7 separate regions of the Homo sapiens genome follow, and regions 1, 3, 4, 5, 6 and 7 are each linked to region 2. The links are chromatin contacts, found by Hi-C or POLR2A ChIA-PET in ENCODE. All regions are on one chromosome and are shown on one strand. The core of a region is the stretch at or near the end of the contact, and the rest is flanking DNA. Distances in the headings are between cores, read along the strand shown.

Evidence for each region. A loop is a pair of places that touch in the nucleus more often than their neighbours do. ChIA-PET counts read pairs that join two places held with the same protein, here RNA polymerase II (POLR2A). Pooled maps may share reads with other maps.
Region 1: a loop to region 2 is called in a pooled map, with 11 times the contacts of the local background. The contact joins the enhancer-like site here to the promoter of FLCN in region 2. A Hi-C loop is called at or near these places in 1 of 168 maps with a recorded cell type or tissue (B cell) and 7 of 50 pooled maps. POLR2A ChIA-PET finds 5 or more read pairs at or near these places in 1 of 52 experiments (activated naive CD4-positive, alpha-beta T cell).
Region 3: a pooled map shows a loop between it and region 2 (9-fold over the local background). The contact joins the promoter of DRG2 here to the promoter of FLCN in region 2. A Hi-C loop is called at or near these places in 7 of 50 pooled maps.
Region 4: a pooled map shows a loop between it and region 2 (9-fold over the local background). The contact joins the promoter of GID4 here to the promoter of FLCN in region 2. A Hi-C loop is called at or near these places in 8 of 50 pooled maps.
Region 5: a pooled map shows a loop between it and region 2 (7-fold over the local background). The contact joins the promoter of TRPV2 here to the promoter of FLCN in region 2. A Hi-C loop is called at or near these places in 1 of 37 single-sample maps with no recorded cell type and 3 of 50 pooled maps. POLR2A ChIA-PET finds 5 or more read pairs at or near these places in 2 of 52 experiments (AG04450 and GM10248).
Region 6: a loop to region 2 is called in a pooled map, with 14 times the contacts of the local background. The contact joins the promoter of SNHG29 here to the promoter of FLCN in region 2. A Hi-C loop is called at or near these places in 2 of 37 single-sample maps with no recorded cell type and 7 of 50 pooled maps. POLR2A ChIA-PET finds 5 or more read pairs at or near these places in 3 of 52 experiments (A549, AG04450 and OCI-LY7).
Region 7: a loop to region 2 is called in a map of OCI-LY7, with 9 times the contacts of the local background. The contact joins the promoter of ZNF624 here to the promoter of FLCN in region 2. A Hi-C loop is called at or near these places in 1 of 168 maps with a recorded cell type or tissue (OCI-LY7) and 7 of 50 pooled maps.

The regions. Positions count from the first base shown.
Region 1 is chr17:17,753,917-17,756,616 of GRCh38, forward strand. The region is part of intron 2 of RAI1 (retinoic acid induced 1); the gene reads left to right. Among named protein-coding and RNA genes, the nearest start is that of RAI1-AS1, 11 kb to the right of the region's middle. Within about 2 kb of position 1,300, at least 6 of the 41 ENCODE cell types and tissues checked have a DNase peak (open chromatin) inside an H3K27ac peak, as active enhancers do.
Region 2 is chr17:17,235,810-17,238,509 of GRCh38, forward strand. FLCN (folliculin) reads right to left here and starts at 1,359. Exons shown (of 14, transcript NM_144997.7): 1 at 1,103-1,359. RefSeq lists an enhancer at 1,576-1,685 and a silencer at 2,120-2,305.
Region 3 is chr17:18,086,574-18,089,273 of GRCh38, forward strand. DRG2 (developmentally regulated GTP binding protein 2) reads left to right here and starts at 1,375. Exons shown (of 13, transcript NM_001388.5): 1 at 1,375-1,514. The coding sequence starts at 1,451. RefSeq lists enhancers at 1,033-1,192, 1,258-1,759, 1,383-1,702, 1,753-1,802, 1,760-2,259.
Region 4 is chr17:18,037,979-18,040,678 of GRCh38, forward strand. GID4 (GID complex subunit 4 homolog) reads left to right here and starts at 1,430. Exons shown (of 6, transcript NM_024052.5): 1 at 1,430-1,924. The coding sequence starts at 1,487. It overlaps ATPAF2 (ATP synthase mitochondrial F1 complex assembly factor 2), which reads right to left and starts at 1,190. Exons shown (of 8, transcript NM_145691.4): 1 at 903-1,190. The coding sequence starts at 1,035. RefSeq lists enhancers at 849-918, 929-978, 1,119-1,228, 2,379-2,438 and silencers at 1,339-1,428, 1,439-2,028.
Region 5 is chr17:16,414,300-16,416,999 of GRCh38, forward strand. TRPV2 (transient receptor potential cation channel subfamily V member 2) reads left to right here and starts at 1,272. Exons shown (of 15, transcript NM_016113.5): 1 at 1,272-1,534. RefSeq lists enhancers at 1,103-1,222, 2,173-2,242, 2,503-2,552 and a silencer at 1,943-2,062.
Region 6 is chr17:16,437,541-16,440,240 of GRCh38, forward strand. It overlaps SNHG29 (small nucleolar RNA host gene 29), which reads left to right and starts at 1,447. Exons shown (of 4, transcript NR_045025.1): 1 at 1,447-1,520; 2 at 2,645-2,700. It overlaps SNORD49B (small nucleolar RNA, C/D box 49B), which reads left to right and starts at 1,969; the gene lies at 1,969-2,016. SNORD49A (small nucleolar RNA, C/D box 49A) reads left to right here and starts at 2,496; the gene lies at 2,496-2,566. RefSeq lists enhancers at 1-850, 851-1,750, 866-1,055, 1,116-1,445, 1,751-2,652.
Region 7 is chr17:16,652,533-16,655,232 of GRCh38, forward strand. ZNF624 (zinc finger protein 624) reads right to left here and starts at 1,318. Exons shown (of 6, transcript NM_020787.4): 1 at 1,232-1,318. It overlaps LOC124903934 (a long non-coding RNA gene), which reads left to right and starts at 1,360. Exons shown (of 4, transcript XR_007065639.1): 1 at 1,360-1,438; 2 at 1,552-2,666. RefSeq lists an enhancer at 562-1,072 and a silencer at 1,028-1,227.

The sequences.
Region 1 (2,700 bases), core at 50-2,549, 520 kb after region 2:
AAATGTGCTTGTCCACACACACTTCAACTTTGCATTGGATCTCAAGGTCTCATACCTGGGCTGGGTGGTCTGTAAAGCAGGGGAGACCTATTTGGGGAAAGGCCTCCATGCTGACACTCACCTGAACCTAGGGCCAAAGTGTATGGTTGTACAAGTTGTACATTGTACAAGGATCCCTGGAAGAAATCGAGCCACTGGCCAGCTGTGCAGCCTGGCACCTGGGGTGTCTTCCTGTTTTGTACAAAGGCATTTTATGCCATTCGCCTAACCCAATCTTTTTTTTTTTTTTTTTTTTTTTTTTTTTTGAGACAGAGTTTCGCTCTTGCTGCCCAGGCTAGAGTGCAATGGCGCGATCTCGGCTCACCGCAACCTCCGCCTCCTGGGTTCAAGCAGTTCTCCTGCCTCAGCCCCCCGGGTTCAAGCAACTCTCCTGCCTCAGCCTCCCGAGTAGCTGGGATTACAGGCATGCGCCACCACACCTGGCTAATTTTGTATTTTTAGTAGAGACGGGGTTTCTCCATGTTGGTCAGGCTGGTCTCTATCTCCCGACTTCGGGTGATCCGCCTGCCTCGGCCTCCCAAAGTGCTGGGATTATAGGCATGAGCCACTGCGCCCAGCCTCCCTAACCTGATCTTTAATTCCCCTCCTGCCTCCCATGACAACTCAAGTTAGTGGCACTAGTAAAGTTACAGAAATTATGTGCCTTAGCCATGGGAAACCGGCCCTCTGTAAACTGTTATTAAAGCCATAACAAATAATATCCGACAGCCTGTACCTACTAGTGTTCAGTTCCTGGTACTCCAGAGCCCTAAGCGTTTTTGGGCAGTGGTTGGGGGGCTGCCACCAGGCCTCAACTTGGGTTAGGAAGATAGGGCAAGGGTGCAAGGCCCGTCTCTGCACAGAGGGTGGGAGAGAGGAGTAACTACATAGTAGGTGCTTGGTAAGCACTTTCCCAGTCTACATTCATTGGGTCCATTTTATAGATCAGGAAAACTGAGGCTCTGAGAGGGCTGGTAATTTGGATTAGAGAAGGCCCACCTGTCTGGAGCGGCTTTATGAACACAGGCTTTGGAGTGCGACAGCGGGGAGGTCAGGAGAGGAGAGGAAATAGCCATAGCTGTACCCCCACAACATTCACACCATGCCTCCCCCTGAAGGCTTTGCCTGACGTTTGGACTGTTTAGAGGGCTCCTCTGAGCTCCCACAGCCTGAGCCTTCCTGTCACGGTGCTGCCACCCTGGTTTAGCAGGCCTGTTTACACACTGTCACCCCAAGAGCCTGGCAGCACCCCAGTGCTGGACTGTGAGCCCTCCACACAGGGCCCAGCGCATGGTGTGTAATACAGCTCTATGGAATGCTGAGTGGCTGATTAAGTGGGCTCTAGCTTCTGGCAGCTTTGCTCCCTGGGTGGATGGGGCGGGAGTGATGCAGAAAGGAGAGGTGTAGGCCTAGAGTTAGGAGGGCAGGGAGAGCACTGGGCACTGGAACCACTTGGCAGGGTGAGTTGGCATTCCCTGTTTGCCACGACCTTGGGGTCACCCTCACCAACTTGCCCCAGCTGGGCCTGACTGAAGGGCAGGGGGCCTGGACATTGGAGCCCAGGGAGGGCAGAGGGTGGTAGACTCAGGAGAGAGCTCTTTGTTTGGGGGCATTTCTCCAGCAGAGACCCTTAGTCCCTCCAAGGAGCATGTCCTCCTCCATCAGTCAGTGTCCTAGCCAGCAGGGGTGCGTCCCCCCAGATCCTTCCCTGCTTATCCTATCCTGGGCCCAGCCATGCTTTCTCCCATGGGGTCATGTCATCCTGACCCTCAGATTTGGCTGGGTCGCCCCAGGGCTCTCTGACAAAGCCCAGCTCCTCCCCTGGCACCCAGCATCCCTCAGACCCGGCCTACACCCTGTCAAGCCCGCCTTCTCTTCACCCCAAGGCCTGCCGTGCCTCACAGCTTGGGCAGGGCTGTACCCTCTGCACACATCACCCTTCCCTATCCCCAACCCTCTCCCTTTAGTGATAAATCCAGCTGGCCGCTCTTTGCAGCTCACCAGGGACCAGTGTCCCCAGTGCGGCCCTCGGTGCACCCAGTCCTTACGTGAGCCCTAGCCACCATGGAAAGCCAGGAGGGCCTGGCCAGCCTCCATGTGGGGTCTGGTTGGTTATTGCAGGGCCTGTTGGGACTGCCTGTGTCCCTGTTCCCCTGGGACAGGAGTTCTGGAGCCTGCGAAACTTAAGCATCCATCATGGGACCTGGCACGGGGGTGCCTGGCCACAGCAGGAGTGAATGAATTTTTTTTTTTTTTTTGGAGACAGAGTTTTGCTCTTGTTGCCCAGGCTGGAGTGCAATGGTGTGATCTCGGCTCACCGCAACCTCTGCCTCCCAGGTTCAAGTGATTCTCCTGCCTCAGCCTCCCAGGTTGCTGGGATTACAGGTGCCTGCCACCATGCCTGGCTAATTTTGTATTTTTATTAGAGACAGGGTTTCTCCATGTTGGTCAGGCTGGTCTGGACCTCCTGACCTCAGGTGATCCACCTGCCTCTGCCTCCCAAAGTGCTGGGATTACAGGTGTGAGCACTGCACCTGGCATGAATGAATTTTTTTATTTTTGGAAACTCCTTTGAAATAGTGTGTTTGCTTTCCACTGTCTTGTTCTTCACCTTTACCTCCCTTACGTATAAAGGTAGATGCAGTCAAGTAAAGTGTGCTA
Region 2 (2,700 bases), core at 109-2,608:
GTCTGTTTCCAACAAGCTTTCCAGAACCCACATAGGAAGCCGAAATGCCCTGGCTGACAGTCTCTTCATCAACATATCCAAAGACAGTATTCAAATTCCCTGATGTGGTAGAGTGTCTGTTCATGTCCCCCTCCCACAATGGCTGAGTCCCAGACCTGGACAGTGACCTCACCACCACCCGTGGTGCGCCCTGGCCCTATTTCAACCCTACTTCCTATGGTGTTCTCATAGCACCGTGGAGAATTAAAGAGGCCACTAAGTAAGGGCACTCTAAATAAACAAAGCACTATAACGGATCTTAACCAGCAGTGGACACACAGCTTCTATAACTAGTCTCCCACTGGGGAGCCTCATTAAGTTAGCAGCTGGGATCCCAACAAGCCCAGGGTGAAAAGTTCTGCAGGGGATGACTGCCAGTTCAGATCCACTCTCACTGTGGCTCTATTTCCACCGTTTCCCTGGATTTCCATTCACAGAGCTCCCTGACATAGGACACTAGAAGGGCAAACGCAGTGTCACCTGCCACTATTACTCAATTACTTGATGACCACGGTGATAATCTGGCACTAAACTGGCTGTGGCCAAAGGCTAGAGAGCCAGAACCTACTTCCAGCAAGCTCCTCCTTGCCCTGTGTCCCCACTTGAAGAGACTGCTAGTGACCACACCTTGGACTTCAATCCACAAGCCAATCCATTCTTTCCAGGAGACAAGGACGCGACTGACAGTACTCTCAACTGGAGAGAAGCGCGGTCTTCCACCCTCCCTGGAGGACACGGTGCTACCCTATTAGCGCATCAGAGGACCCTCCTGAACGCCAAACTGGGAGAAGAGGATGACACACACCCTCTCCTCCAAACAGAGCGAAGACAAAACCTGGGAGAAGGGAAGGCAAACAGTCCCGTTTCATGGCAACATCAAATGAGATCACAGTCCTCATCCCCATAGACTTGGTTAATGGGCGTGCCCCCAACCTATCTTCAAATCTCAGGGTCTCGGCGACGCCCTGGACTCTGGCCCTAAACCCTCCCCCATTACTCGTCCACCTGGGACCAACGAAAACTCGGACATGCCCCTCCGCCAACCCCTCAGACCCCCGCCTACCTGCTCCCCAAATCGAGGCCCGCGGGACACCTGGACTCGGCAGCCGGGGTCCCGCTCTGGGTCCCAGCCCCGCCCCTGACTGCGCTGGGTAGGTGGTCGCTGCGGGACCCGGACCGGCGGAATCACACCCAGAGCCCCCAAGCCCACGGCAGGGATGTCACCCGGGGTGGCGAGGCTCTCAAGCCCGGGTTCAGGCTCTCAGGGGAGCTGGCAGAACCAGGAGCGACCACACTCACTCGCGGTCCCGCAGCCCCGCCGACACCCAGGCGCGTGACTCCCTGAGCCGTACCACCACCCAACACTGCGGTGGGGGTGCGGGAGCCGTCCGAGCGCGTCCTGCACCGCGAGGAGAGCCGGGCCTCCCTAGCTCTCGCAAGCCCAGGAACACAGTCCGAGTCCTACAACTCCGAGGTCTGACTGGGAAGCAGGGGCCGCTGCCCGACAATTACCCTTTTCCACCGCCCCTATTCCGGTGCCCCCCTCTGGGAAGTTCCGAATGGTTCAGACCGCACCAGCTGGGGATGCTGGGGGAAACCATTTCATTAAGCGCGGGAGTATGCTGAAACTTAAAAATCATTTTAAAAAGAGATTTGAGGGTAAATATAGCCAACCTAAGGCTTCCTGTCCACATAAAAGAGAAAAATAAAGAAAAAACGTTATAAGAGGTTGGCAGGCTTTTTTTTTTTGCTTCACCAATGGTTTTTATTAAATTGCTGATGGAACCCGTCCTCTCCCTACATTGAGAGTATGGAAGGTGCGGGAGACGGCCGTCACGTGACGCGGAGAAGGCGCGGCGCCCGTGGGAGGTTGGTTGCAGAACTCGGAACCGCTGTGCGCGCGCATGTGTGGGATTCGGTCTTCCTCCCTCAGTGGGTCTTTTTTAAAAATGTGAAAATCAGTTTTTGAATAATATTCTTTTTTTGAGACAGAGTTTCGCTTTCGCTCTTGTTGCCCAGGCTGGAGTCCAGTGGCGCGACCTCGCCTTACTGCAACCTCCGCTTCCCGGGTTCAAGCGATTCTCCTGCCTCAGCCTCCCGAGTAGCTGGGGACTACAGGCGTCCGCCACCACGCCTGGCTAATTTTTTGTATTTTTGCAGAGACGGGTTTTCACCCTTTTGGCCAGGCTGGTCTTGAACTCCTAACCTCAGGTGATCCACCAGCCTCGGCCTCCCAAAGTGCTGGGATTACAGGCGTGAGCCACCGCGCCCGGCCTGAATAATATTTTTTAAAACTAGAGCGCCCATTACTAAATTTAGCTACTTAGAAGTTAATTGTAAAGCCATTAGTTTGTGATGTAGTGTGGGTCCTTCCAGTGAAGACCGGAGAGAGATGGGAATCAGAGCCTGACCCGCCTGTGCGCGCTGCCCCCTGAGGTGTGGCTGCCCCCTGAGGTGTGGCCGCCCCGGAGCCTTCCGCCGCGGCCGAGGCTATGGTTGCCGCAGAGTCTCCAGAATGTGCTCACCAGGAATAGAATAGAAAAGTGGGTGGTTGTGTTTTTGAAATCAGAAGTCACTTATTTTTTTCTCTTTAAATTTCCATGTTCTGGTCGGGCGCGGTGGCTCACGCCTATAATATCCCAACACTTTGGGAGGCCGAGG
Region 3 (2,700 bases), core at 125-2,624, 850 kb after region 2:
TCGAGGCTGCAGTGAGCTGTGATCACGCCACTGCACACCAGCCTGGGTGATCAAGTGAGACCCTGTCTCAAAAAAAAAAAAAAAAAAAAAAAGGTGGTATGGGGATCCACTTTTTTTTTCTTGAGACAGGTTCTCGCTCTGTTGCCCATGCTGGAGTGCAGTGGCAGCATCTTGGGGATCCATTTTGAACCTCTTCAAGCTTGTCCCACCTGAGGTCTGCAGCCACATGTGGCCCAGGACCACTTTGAATGTGGCCAAACACAAATTCGTAAACTTTCTTAAAACATTATGAAATTTAGGCAGGGCACAGCGGCTCACGCCTGTAATCCCAGCACTTTGTGAGGCTGAGGCAGGCAGATCACTTGAGGTCAGGAGTTCGTGACCAGCCTGGCCAACATGGTGAAACCTCGTCTCTACTAAAAATACAAAAATTAGCCGAGTGTGGTGGCACGCGCCTGTAATCCCAACTACTTGGGAGGCTGAGGCAGGAGAATCACTTGAACCCAGGAGTCGGAGGTTGCGGTGAGCCAAGATCACACCACTGAACTACAGCCTGGATGACAAAGTGAGACTCCGTCTCAAAAAAACAAAACTAAAACAAAGAAAAAAAAACTGAGGTTTTTTGTTTGTTTGTTTTTTGAGATGGAGTTTCGCTCTTGTTGCCCAGGCTGGAGTGCAATGGCGCGCAATCTCCACTCACCGCAACCTCCGCCTCCCGGGTTCAAGCAATTCTCCTGCCTCAGCCTTCCCAGTAGCTGGGATTATAGGCGCGCGCCACCACGCCCGGCTAATTTTGTATTTTTAGTAGACATGGGTTTCTCCATGTTGGTCAGGCTGGTCTCGAACTCCCAACCTCAGGTGATCCGCCCGTCTCGGCCTTCCAAAGTGCTGGGATTACAGGCGTGAGCCACCGCGCCCGGCCAAAACATTGAGGGTTTTTTTGGCGATTTTTTTTTAAGCTCATCAGCTATCGTTAGTGTTGGTGTATTTTACGTGTGGCCCAAGACAATTCTTCCAATGTGGCCCAGAGAAGCCAAAAGATTGGACACCTCCATTTATAGTATAAAATGAAAGCCACTAGGCTTTCGGCTCAGCCCCTTTTCCTTACACTGCCAGTCAGCTGCGCTCAGGGACCCGCAGTTCAGAGTTCAACACGGGCAGATTCCCTCTCTTCCTTGCTTGCTCCTGCCAGCCGCAGCCGTGGGCCAGTACAGCATGGCCCGGCCCCGCCCCGGCTCTTTCCAGAGGTCCGCAGCCTGGCCGGCCCAGCGGGCGGAACCGATAGTGTCTGGCACTTGGCTCGCCCGGACTCTGAATCCTGGAGCACCAGGCGCCCACGAGAACGCTGTTCTCTTTGGCTTCCGGGCGCACGCTACTCTGTCGCCGCCGTCAGACCGGAATTGCCGGTGCCGCCGCCACCGCTGTCTGTGCGCCCACCTCTGCTGCTACCATGGGGATCTTAGAGAAGATCTCGGAGATCGAGAAGGAGATCGCTCGGACACAGAAGAACAAGGGTGAGGGCCGGCCGGGCGGGGCCTTCCTTTCTGCCTGCCTCAGTTTTCCTGTCTGTAAAATGGGGGAACAACTCCAGCAGTAATGCTGGGGCAAGATCCGAGGCCGCGGAGAAGTTGCCAGACAAGTGCCGAGGCCGCCCTGCGCGCCCAAGGCAGGGCCAGGCGGGAGCGGGTCTCACGCCCAGGTCTGACTGCAAACGTACCCCAAGAGATCTGGTCAGTCCCAGACCGTGTGCCCGAGTAGAGTAGTCCCAGCTCACAGAGCAAGCATCTGACCCAGAGAGAGGCGGAGCTGGGGTTCAAACCTCAGTCTCCTGATGGCTGGGCCTGGGGCCTGGGTCTACTCTGTTGTTTTGGGAAGTGCAAGAGGAGACCTCTCAGGAACAGCCTCACCCAGCAGCTGAGAGCCCATTGGAGCAAGGGAATCAGGACTCTGGAGTCTGGAAGGCCTGGGTTTGAGCCCCAGGTCCACCACGTACCTTCTGTAAAACATTGGAAAGTCACTTCATTTCTTGGAGTCTCAGTGTCCTCATCTGTAAATGGGGTAATACTCCCCTGCTCCATCTTAGTACACAGCTGAGTTAAATTAGATGGCCTTTACAAAGCACTGGGCACATGGTGAGCACTCAGTATTTAAAGTAAACACCCCAACATAGATAATACATAATGAAGCCTCAAATCTGGACTTTAGAATGTAAGGGCTGGAGGAGCTCACAGAAGAGAGGTGAGGAGAGAACGATGACACCAGGACAAAGTGGGACTTGAGCTGGTTGTTGGAAGGGTATCCCAGGTGGGGGCCACTGCTGAGACAAAGACATGGGAGTGAGCATGGTATGTTCATGGGACAGTGAGAACAATCTAGATCAGAAGGGGGTTATGGAAGAGTAATGGGAGATGCAATTGGCCAGGCTAGTGGCTAGCCATTCAGGCTTGTGGGAGCAGGAAGCAAGCAACACTAGATAGCTGGTCCCAGTGTCTGCCCTCCCTTGGTTCCATTTAGGTTTGAAGGCCAAGGAGTTGAGGGCCCTCTATGACTCATTCCTTCTGTAAATCTTTTTTGTTTGTTTGTTTGAGACAGTCTTGTTCTGTCACCCAGGCTAGAGTGCAGTGGTGCCATCTGGGCTCACTGCAACCTCTGCCTCCCAGGTTCAAGCGATTCTCCTGCCTCAGCCTCCAAATAGCTGGG
Region 4 (2,700 bases), core at 180-2,679, 800 kb after region 2:
GCGATTCTCTGTGTTCTCACAGTTTCTTTGTATGTCCCTTATCAGGATATTATAAACCACAATTTAATCAGAATATTATAACCTTTTGCAATGAACAGTGAACATCATTCAGGTGGGCCTTTTTCTTCTTTAATTGAGCTTCTCTACCAATACATACAGGTGGGTCTTAAAGACAACCGTGCCTCCTGCCTCCAGCACAATAAAACTAATTGAATGGTGGGAGGGTGTTACTGCTCTTCATTCACTGAAATGAGTCATTCTCACTCTTACCCTGACACCACTCACCATCAGCAATGAAAGAGCCACTACTTCTAAGCTTCATCAGAGTTGGAGGTGGAGGTGACTCCACAGTCAGAGGTGGAGGTGTCAATTTCTATTTAGGAGAGAAGGCTGCAGATGGCAGAGGTTGTGGTAGGAGGGAAAGTCAGGAAACCTGCAGCAGAAGTGCCCGGGATGGAGGAATGAAGGCCCAGGTTCTAGGTCCCTTCTGGGCAGGTCTTGTGTTGGGCAGTGGAGACACGGAAAACAGTCAGACAGACACCACAAACCTCTGAGAGAGTCTGCCTGTAACCCAGACGAAGTCCTGATTCAGAGCCCAAACTTCCCCTTTTGAAAACAAAGATGACACCTGCTTTCCTTATTAAAGGGAGGGCAGCCATAAGCTTTGAGAAAACCTGCACAGGCCAAATATCAATTACTGTATCGTGCGTGACTCGCTGTTCCCTCTCGGGTCGTCTGCCCTTGTCTGGGCTTCACTTTCTCATCTGTAAAAAGACCTGACTGGCCTGCATAACCTCATGAGCCTGAACCCTGCCTCAGTTACTTCGCTTTGCACAGCCGAAGCCCGAAGCCCACCTTACCCCAGCTCGGCCCCAACCCAAAAGAACATGTCATGGTCTTACCTGTCGGCGGGGCGTAAGCCCGGGCTGGAGACGGGATGGTTGGCCCCGGACTCATAGAAGCGCTGGGGCCACCCGCCGGCCGATTCAGGAGACGGCGTCCCCCGTCCCGCAGCCGGAGGCAGCTCCTCCACATCGCGCCCGAGGGTCTGGGAAGATGCGAGACGCGAAACCTGGAGCAGGAAACACAGAGCGATGGGATCCCCAAAGCCGCACGGTCGGGCTGTACGGAAACCTCTCAACGCCTCCTCAGAGCCCTCAACCTCCCTTGGACGCCGCCATCTTCCGCATGACACCTACGGCGCGCCGTCGCCGCCGCGCGCCTCCTGCGCACACCCCCAGTCAATCAGCATCACAAACGCACCTCGCCCCGCCCCCTCCACGCCGCGCCTCGGCGAGGAGACTACAAGTCCCAGCGGGCCGCTCGCGCACCGCGCCACGTGTTTTCTCCTCCCGCCAATGGGCGGAAGCGCCGCCTGAGCCTGCTCCCGCCCCCCAGGCTCGCCTGAGCCAATCGGAAGGGGCGGGGTGTGTGTGTGTCTGTGTGTGTTTGTGTGTTGTGTGTCTGTGAGTGTCTGTGTGTGTGTATGTGTGCGCGAGGGCAAGTCGGGAGGGGGACCCAGCTCAGGACTGGGAGGCCCTGCTCGCAGGTCCCTGGGTCCCGGTGGCGGCCGGAGCGCTTGCTCCGCAGGCAGCGGGCGGGTGGTCGCCCCTCCCGCCCCCACCCCGCGCGTGCGCGCCCCGGCCTCTCCCTCCCCGCCACCCTCCTCGGCTCCCGCGCGGCGGCGGCGGTTCCTCTCCCACTCCCCCCAGCCCTGGCTCCGGGGGACCCCGCGATGCCGGTCCGCACCGAGTGTCCCCCGCCGGCCGGTGCCTCCGCTGCCTCCGCGGCCTCACTCATCCCGCCGCCGCCCATCAACACCCAGCAGCCCGGCGTGGCCACCAGCCTGCTCTACAGCGGCTCCAAGTTCCGCGGCCACCAGAAGAGCAAGGGGAACTCGTACGACGTAGAGGTGGTGCTGCAGGTGAGCGCCGGGCCGGGCCGGGGCCCGAGGGCCTCCTCGCGGCGCTCACGGGCCGTGCCCGCTTCGGCTCCTCGACCCCGCAGCCGCGGAACAGGCCCTCGCCGCCGGGGCCTCCTGCACCCGGCGCTTCCCACCCGGGACCTTCCCAGCCTGTGTCTCACACTCTCCGAGCCCCAGCCCTGACCTGCCCCTTCGGACCCAGAGCCCGTCGTGACCGGCTCCTGGCGGACCCCGAACACTCCCAGACTTGAAGCCCGTGACCGGCCCGTCTGGGATCCGGAAGCCCCTCATGACTCGGAGAAGGCCTGGGTCCTTCCTCCCCATGACCTGTCGTCCCTAGATCAGGGACTGCCACCAGCCCTTTTCAGACCCTGAAGAACTCTCCATTGGTTTCACCAGACTTGGGACCCTCCCCATGTCTGGGCCCACGTCAGATTCTCTCAGACCTGAGACATGTCCTCCTGCCCCTTCCTCAGTTCCAGGAATCCGCAGACCTTGGGGTCTTCCTCCTCCTGAGATCTCCTTAGGAGGGCTTCATCAGACCCCCAGACGGGGGAGCACCTAACCCGCAACTGATTGGTCAGGCCCTGGCCTCACCTCAAGACCAGGCACTCACTCCCTGAGTGCTGCTCACAGTCTGTTGGGATGTTGCCTCCTGGGTCCCCTGTTCCACTCACTGCTTCTGTCTCTTCATGGTCCAGGCACCCAGCTCCTTCCAGCTTCTCCACCCCCAGGCCTCCTGCCCCTGCTCTGGGACCATTTGCAGTCTTTTCCCA
Region 5 (2,700 bases), core at 22-2,521, 820 kb before region 2:
TCTAAACAGTCATTGTGGCTAGTGACTATCTTATTGGATGGCGCAGGCCTAGAGTGTAATGTGCATGACAGGGTTGCCATGAGTGACGGATAGCGATGGAGAAGGGCATCTGGACTTTGAGGGCTCATGGTATGGAGTTTGCATTTTATTCCAAGCACCATGGGTGAGGTTTTGTGATTAAGTCAAGGCGTTAGGTGACCTGGTTTTCTTTTTTTTTCTTTTTTGACACAGAGTCTCGCTCTGTTGTCCAGGCTGGTGTGCAGTGGCACAATCTCAGCTCACTGCAACTTCCGCCTCCCAGGTTCAAGCGATTCTCCTGCGTCAGCCTCCCAAGTAGCTGAGATTACAGGTGCCCACCACCATATCCAGCTAATATTTGTATTTTTAGTAGAGATGGGGTTTTGCCATGTTAGCCAGGCTGGTCTTGAACTCCTGACCTCAAGTGATCCATGCACCTCGGCCTCCCAAAGTGCTGGGATTACAGGTGTGAGCCACTGCGCCCGGCCCTGGTTCCCATTTTTAAAAGGTCACTTCAGTTGCTATAAGGAGAAATGGATTATGAGTGTGGGGCAAGAATGAAGCAGGGAGACCAGTTTGGAGGTGGCTGCAGTTGCCCAGGGGAGCAGTGATAGTGGCTTGGACCACTCAGAAAGACAAATTTTGGAGGAAGAGCTGATGCCAGGTTTTGGGAGTGAGGGAGAGAGATTCCTAGGGCTACTTCGGTGGTGGTTGGGTCCCCAAGCTCCAAGACTGAGTCCAGACCAGGGCCCCGTTGGTGGTGAGGTCTGATTTTAGCAGTGCGTGCCCACCTCCTTGTCTCCACCTGCTGGCTGGTGCTTGGAGCACCTTTAGGGGAACTTTAGCCATCAGAGTCCTGGGGTCAGGAGGCTGGGAGAAGGTCCTGGGAGGTGGGAAAGTCCCCCAACTGCTGGGTGGATGGGTGGGTGGGACTGTGTTCCCAGGGGCATCTGCTGGGCTGAGCCTCTCCCTGGGGGCTGTCCACATCAGCTTTCTCCCCTGCCATGGGTCAACTCAGGCCCATTTATGGGCCACACGGCTGCTTGGAAGGCATGTGGTGGAGAAGGGGAGGAGATAGCTGTCAGTGGACTTGGGGAAGAATCCCCCATCCATGGCAGCTTCCATGGGTGGCAAGTCCCCAGCATCCAAGGGCTGCCTCTGAGTGTCACCCACCCCCACCTGAGACCTTAGTGGCTAGAAGGGGGAGGGGTGGGGGTGGAGCCTGATTCGCAGCAGGGTGTGTCCAGATGGTCAGTCTCTGGTGGCTAGCCTGTCCTGACAGGGGAGAGTTAAGCTCCCGTTCTCCACCGTGCCGGCTGGCCAGGTGGGCTGAGGGTGACCGAGAGACCAGAACCTGCTTGCTGGAGCTTAGTGCTCAGAGCTGGGGAGGGAGGTTCCGCCGCTCCTCTGCTGTCAGCGCCGGCAGCCCCTCCCGGCTTCACTTCCTCCCGCAGCCCCTGCTACTGAGAAGCTCCGGGATCCCAGCAGCCGCCACGCCCTGGCCTCAGCCTGCGGGGTAAGTCGGTGGGCAATGCTGGGGACGTTGGAGGGGGCCGGGTCTCCAAGCCTGACAGTGAATGATGGGGTGGGGAAGGCCTAGTGGGCTCCTGGCTTCTACAGCCTGGAGCCAGGGTCTGTGTGGGGCTCCAGCACCCTCTCCCTGGACCTCCACACCCCTTCCTCTGCTGCCAGGGTGGGTGAGGGTCCCAGGAGGTGGGGTGGGGGCTGGACAGACAACTGTTGCTGCTGGGGCTTGGGAGTCTAGGGCTGGAGGAATGGGCCAGGGTTTGGTTGGGGACACAGATGGGCTAAACGGTATGAAACGGAAAGAGCACCCTTCTGCCCCAGTGTGTGTAGAAAGGGTGGTGGGTCACATCTGCAAACTGAGGCAGCCAGGCAGCTCCCCACCTCCCATGTTTCCATGGGAAAATACCCCACCCGGGTCCCCAGGGCCTGGTCCCAGCCTACCCTCTCCACTTCCCTCTGCTGGTGCCGCTCCTCTCTGCTCTCTGCCCCCTGCCCCCTGCCCCCTTCTCCACCCTTCTGTCTCCTTACCACTCTTTGACTCCTTCTTCTTTCTGATCCTGCTCACTGGGCCCATGAGGGTTCCCCAACCCTGACCGAGGCCCCACCCTTGCCAAGTGATGGAGGCTGTGGTTTCAGTTTTCCTGTGAGGGTGAGATTGTGCTGTTTGCTGAGCTTCCTAGGCCAGCCTAGGGCCTGAGGCAGCGTGGTGGAGAGAGCCTGGGCCACAGGCTAGGGGCCTCCCTCCCTTCGTGAAGCCCCCAGAGGCCCTGAGGCACACAAAGGTAGTATTCGATGCCTTCAGAGCTGAATCAGACTGAAAATATAGACAGACCCTGAAAGGCTTTGAAAACGGAAGAGGAACGTCATGGTAGACGCATGGTGTCAGATCCGGCTCTGCCAACAACTGGCGACCTTGGGAAAGCCACTCCCCCTTTCTAAGCCTTAGTAGTCTTGGCAGCAAAATGAAGGGTTTGATAGTCTAGTGGTTTTCCCAGTTATTTCTTCTTAGAGCTCCCCTTCTTTGGCGAGGGGTTGAGTGACTGGCCCCATCCCAGTCATCGCACTTTTATCTGTTGGAATATTGGCTGCCAGGCAAGACGTTGTGTAAAGAAAGGGTTGTGCTGTTAATGTAAATGGTAACAGGGGTTGTGACCC
Region 6 (2,700 bases), core at 197-2,696, 800 kb before region 2:
CGGTTTTGCCCAAGCAGTTCCAGACACCTCCTCCCCTCCACCTCTGTTGCCCCTCCCTCCTTAGCACTCTCCCCAAATTCATGCAGGCCGAGAGACCTCGTGCTTGATCCCTTGACCTGGCTCTTGCTGGAAGCCCCCCTCCTCCATTAAAACCCTACACTTGGGGGTGGGGGGAGGGATAGCATTAGGAGATATACCTAATGTAAATGATGAGTTAATGGGTGCAGCATACCAACATGGCACATGTATACATATGTAACAAACCTGCACGTTGTGCACATGTACCCTAGAACTTAAAGTATAATAATAAAATAAAACCCTACACTTGCCGGGCGCCTGTAATCCCAGCACTCTGGGAGGCCCAGGCGGGCGGATCACCTGAGTTCAGGAGTTCGAAACCAGCCTGACCAACATGGAGAAACCCCGTCTCTACTAAAAATACAAAATTAGCCGGGCGTGGTGGCGCATGCCTGTAATCCCAGCTACTCGGGAGGCTGAGGCAGAAGAATCGCTTGAACCCGGGAGGCAGAGGTTGCGGTGAGCGGAGATCGCGCCATTGCAGTCCAGCCTGGGCAACAGGAGCGAAATTCCGTCTCAAAAAAACACAAAAACGAGCAACAACAACAACAACAACAAAAACCCTACACTTATTTCTGAGGCCAGCTCAAAAGGTCTTATGATTGTCTTCCCAGTTTTTTGCAGTCAAAATGAATTTCTTTCCCTTGGTATAACGTGTGTGTGCAAAACGTGGTTGCATGGATTCTTTTTCAAGGAGAGAGCTGAGCATGTTCATAGGCTGAAAGGAAAGCCACAGTAGAGAGAGTTTTCCATGGAAGGTGAGGCAGGGGCATAGGTGGAGGAGGCCCCAAGGAATGAGGAGAGGAAAGGAGGTGGGCAGAGCTTTACCCCAGAGGCGAGCAGAGGATGGACGTGGATCTAGATAAGACGTCAGCTCGTTCCCTAAAGGTCGTGCTAAAGGAGTAATGAGGGTGACCAGTGCGCAGGGGTTTGAGAAGCCCCGTGGATGTGGTGAAATAGCTGTGGGGAGAGTATTTGGCAACGCTCAATAGATTCAGGAGGAGCTACTAGGATGAATGGCTGCCTTGTGCCACAGCTCTACAGGCTTTCACGTGTGTCATCTCACGTGATCTTCTGGGGCGCTGGTGTCTCCGTTTACTAGAGGACCAATCGGAAGCTTAAAGAGAATGAGTAATTGGCCCAAGACCACCCAGCTAAGGAGTGGCGGAGGTGGGGCCCAAACGCGCGATCCAGCCCTCGCGCAGGCGCCCTGGAACTCCCCGCGCGTGTTGTGACCCAGAATTCCCGGGGCTGTGGAAGAGACCATAGACTCAACAGGAGGGGGAGTCCTGGGTAGCGCGCCGGTCTAAATCGTTACTTGGCGGAAAGTTCCCATGAGTCTTTGCCAGCGTCCCCCTCCTTTTGTGAGGATTGGGATATTCCGACTCCTTAAGGGCCTGGCGCACATAAGGTGTGACCTTTTCATTCCCGTTGTTATGGAGGTAGGCTCTCTAGGAATCTGGGAGTAGTAGCTGGGGGGCAAGAGCAAATAAAGAGCTCGAGCTTCTGTGGTCTCTGGGGAGATGTTCCCGGGAAGCCTGTCTAGAGGGCGGAGGGCAGCTGTTGAGATGGCGTGGCTCCCCGGCTCCTGCGCCCGCGTGGCTTTCGCGGCGGGCGCTGCGGCCCGGTATTGGACAGCCTGGCAGGGCAGCGCGGGGCCGAATCCGGCTGCCGTGGCTGAGGCTCATGGATCACTCTTTTGTGGTAGGGCCACATCTGCCAGAGCCTGGAGTCTGCGAAGGCCGGGACCCGGTTCCCCGGCCCACAGTGGGGGTGTGCAAACCCGAGAGAACTGGGTAAGTTGGGGTCGGCTTGCAGTTTGGGGTACCCCGAGGGCGGTGTACGTCGGTAAGATTGTAACAGTATTACTGGAAGACTTATTCGACTGTCCTGATGATACTTGTAATAGGAAGTGCCGTCAGAAGCGATAACTGACGACGTCTAATGTCTATCTGACCGCAGTCGCTGAAACCTCTACAACTTAGTTGACCGTAACTGCCAGAGCCCTGCCCTGAATTCCTGTCCTTACTCCCTCTTTAAGATTGCGTACCCACTGCAGAGTGCTGAAGACGGGGTAGCCACGAGGTGAGAGGCTCTCTGGTGTAGGGTTTAACATGGAACGTAGTTTTGTCACTTGAATGCACGGAAATTGGCGTTTTGACAGTTTTCTACGTTTAGGTGTTTTATACACTTTAGGGTAACGTTATCATGTCATTGCATAGGGTGGAACTTAAATAGAAACTGGAGATGGCTGCTTCAGCCACAGTCCTAACCTAGAACTGCATTTAAAGCAAACTGATAATGCAGAAACAAACTCCTTCGTTAAGAAATGTCTCCAGTAGCAGGGTTAGCTTAAGTTTCAGGTAGGGTCTAGATCTGCGGTTGGAACAGTACTGGAGGGTTGTGAGGTGCTTGACTGCTCTGATGAAATCACTAATAGGAAGTGCCGTCAGAAGCGATAACTGACGAAGACTACTCCTGTCTGATTGCAGTCAAGTCTTCACCACTTGCTGGTTCCCAGGAGTAAACTTGTTTGAACGGTGACCTAATTGCTATATTCACCTAGGTTGCAAATTCGTGAAGAATCAGCATCATGTTTGGCAGCTGAGTATTGGAGCCAGG
Region 7 (2,700 bases), core at 68-2,567, 580 kb before region 2:
ATGTTTAACAACCAAACTACAATAAATCCCTTGTTTTATTTTATAATTAGAATAAACAATATTTAACATTTAATATATTCAGCTTGATCTCAATTGTGCAAATGTAATGCATAGAAAAAAAGACTGAGTAACCCAAAACTCTACTGAGACCTCTGAGACCTGGGGCTGTGATGTTTACCCTTCTTTCTGCTTTTCTGTACTCTCCAAGCAGACAAGAAGAAGTATCTACCTATACATAGGAGTGTGGAATAGGAATAAAATCCCAGAGTGGCTGGCCACATCCCCAGGTTCTAACCCTGCTTTGGCTACCGTAAAACTGTGACCACAGGCAAGTCACTTGAGCACAACGAATCAGCTATTAGTACATGACAGTAGCCACCTTATATGTTTCTACTGTCCCCTTTGTCATTATGCAGAAGATATCTAGGCCACTATTCCCCAGTTATAATTTCCCTATTTACAAGCTCTGTCTTTCCAACTATTGCAAACGTATCCAGAGACTTAAGGAGAAACTTTACTTGTTTTGCTTCCTTGGCCAGTGCAGTTATTTAGAAATAATGAAGGGTCCATGTTTTTGCTGAGAATCTCAGCGCCATGTACCAGTCCAGCATTTCCCAACCAATGCAATAATACCATTGTCATGTCAGGGAGTGACAAGTGATTAAAAGGTGATTACAGTATTTGAAATGTGACATTTCAGGAAAAGCTGCCTCGGTTACTGAGTAGCGCAGGTCCCCCGATGTGGAACCTAGTTCCATCCCTGCCAGTTCAGAAGCCAGAGCGGATATGCTCCTGCCAACCTCGCCTTCTTTCCCTAACTGCTCTCCTCTACCCACTTCGGGTATGCCCTCCTCAGGGCCTGCAAGGCGCGGGGCTGGGAAGACCGGGAAAGTCGGGTCAGGGGCCCGCCCGCCCTACTCGACTCCCTGCGCCCTGCGCCCGGCTCTTTTTAACCCCAGCGCCGCCAGGCCCGCAGGGAGGGGGTTCCCGGGTTTGGACCCGGACTAGGAGGCCGCATAGGGCACGCGGCCCTACCTGTGAGGGAGGCCAGCTGGAGACTGAACCCACACTCGGGAAGGAGGCCCAGCCCCAATCGCCTCTCAGGAGTGGGCGGGTCCGCTCAGGGACAGGGGCTCTAGAGGGAACGGCCACGCCCCGGACGCCGCCGGGAGCCAAGCGCCAAGGGAGGGGCGGCGGGCAACCGAGGCCAGGCGCCCGGGACAACGAGTACCTGGCGGCCGAACTGAGGACAACTGAGGGAACTCGCAGAGCAGGGCGGGAACGCTTCCAGCAATGGCGGCGGCTCGGCGGTGCCGGCCTCCAGGCAGGGCATTGCGCCTGCGCAGCCGGAGCGTCGGAACTACAGTGCCCAGAATCCTCAGCGCCTGAGCCCCCCGCCCCTTTTGTCTGCGTTAGTGAAGGAATTGGCTCTTCGAGGGTGAGAAAAAATTCCAATTGGATACACTTCTGTTGAGAAGCCTTGACTATGTGTCAAAAGCAATAGCACTAGAGATACAAATAATGACACAACCCTTGTCTTGGAACATTTAGGTGCGACTAAAGAAAGCCGTCGAGAGAACAGATAGATGTGATCCAGACAAATATGTGAACAAGTGCTTGGAAACACATATTTCTGAACAATTCCCTTTATGACAATTCCCTCAGAGTTGGAAGAGACAACAATTGATGACTATAATGCCAATTAAGTAGAATGGATATGAATGTCTGAAAATAAGCTGGAAATTTTAAGGCCAAAATTCTTCGAAATACAAAGAAAAAACCTTTCTGAAGACAAATAGCTGTAGAAGTTCTCCTCAATGCATACAAATGATAATTCTTAAAACACAATGACTGAAAGTATTTATTTGCAACAAATTTATTTGACCACTTATTCAAGGGCTGCTCGTCCAAGAGCTATATTAAGGTCTATTTACTTTATCCCTACCAAAGGCGGTATTTTTTGAGGATAGAAACTACATCTCATGGAGTTTATCACTCAGAGTGCCTACTTAGGAGACTGCTTGCATACTGAATGAAACGAAGGAAGAATGAATGAATAATTTGGGACCCCACCTCCCAACACACTTCCACATATCGAAATGCACACGGAATGAGGTACATCTTCTAAGGAGAGTGGCATTGAAGAGTAATCAAAACAACAGGATATTCACAGGAGGACTGGAATAAAACGAAATTTCCAGTGAAAAAGATTACTCAAAATATTTATTCAATACACTCTGAAATTAGAAACTAAGCAAATGTCTTTTGGAGATCCCAGTTCCCTCACATTCCCCACAGATGAAGATGAGCCAAACAGAAGTCCAAAACTTAAACATTACAAAACAAATAATAAAATAAGACACTGTGACTGAAAATCAGCACAAACAATAAACGGCAGAAATATATCCCCCAAAACTTCAGAGGCAGAGCTCATTTGATTAAAAATTTAAAATTATTACATTTAAAATGTTTAAGGACATGATAGATGGAATTAAAAACATTATCAACAAACAACAGAATGTAAAATAAGCCACCAGGAAAGTTTAGAGAAACATACACATTTCGTTAAACTATTAAAAAAAAATGTTTAACACAATATTTAGGGTAGATTATTACTTCTACAGGGATAAAGTCCAGGAAAGACAGACACACAGGTGACTTCAAAGGTATTGGTAGTGTTTTATTTCTTAATTTTGGTAG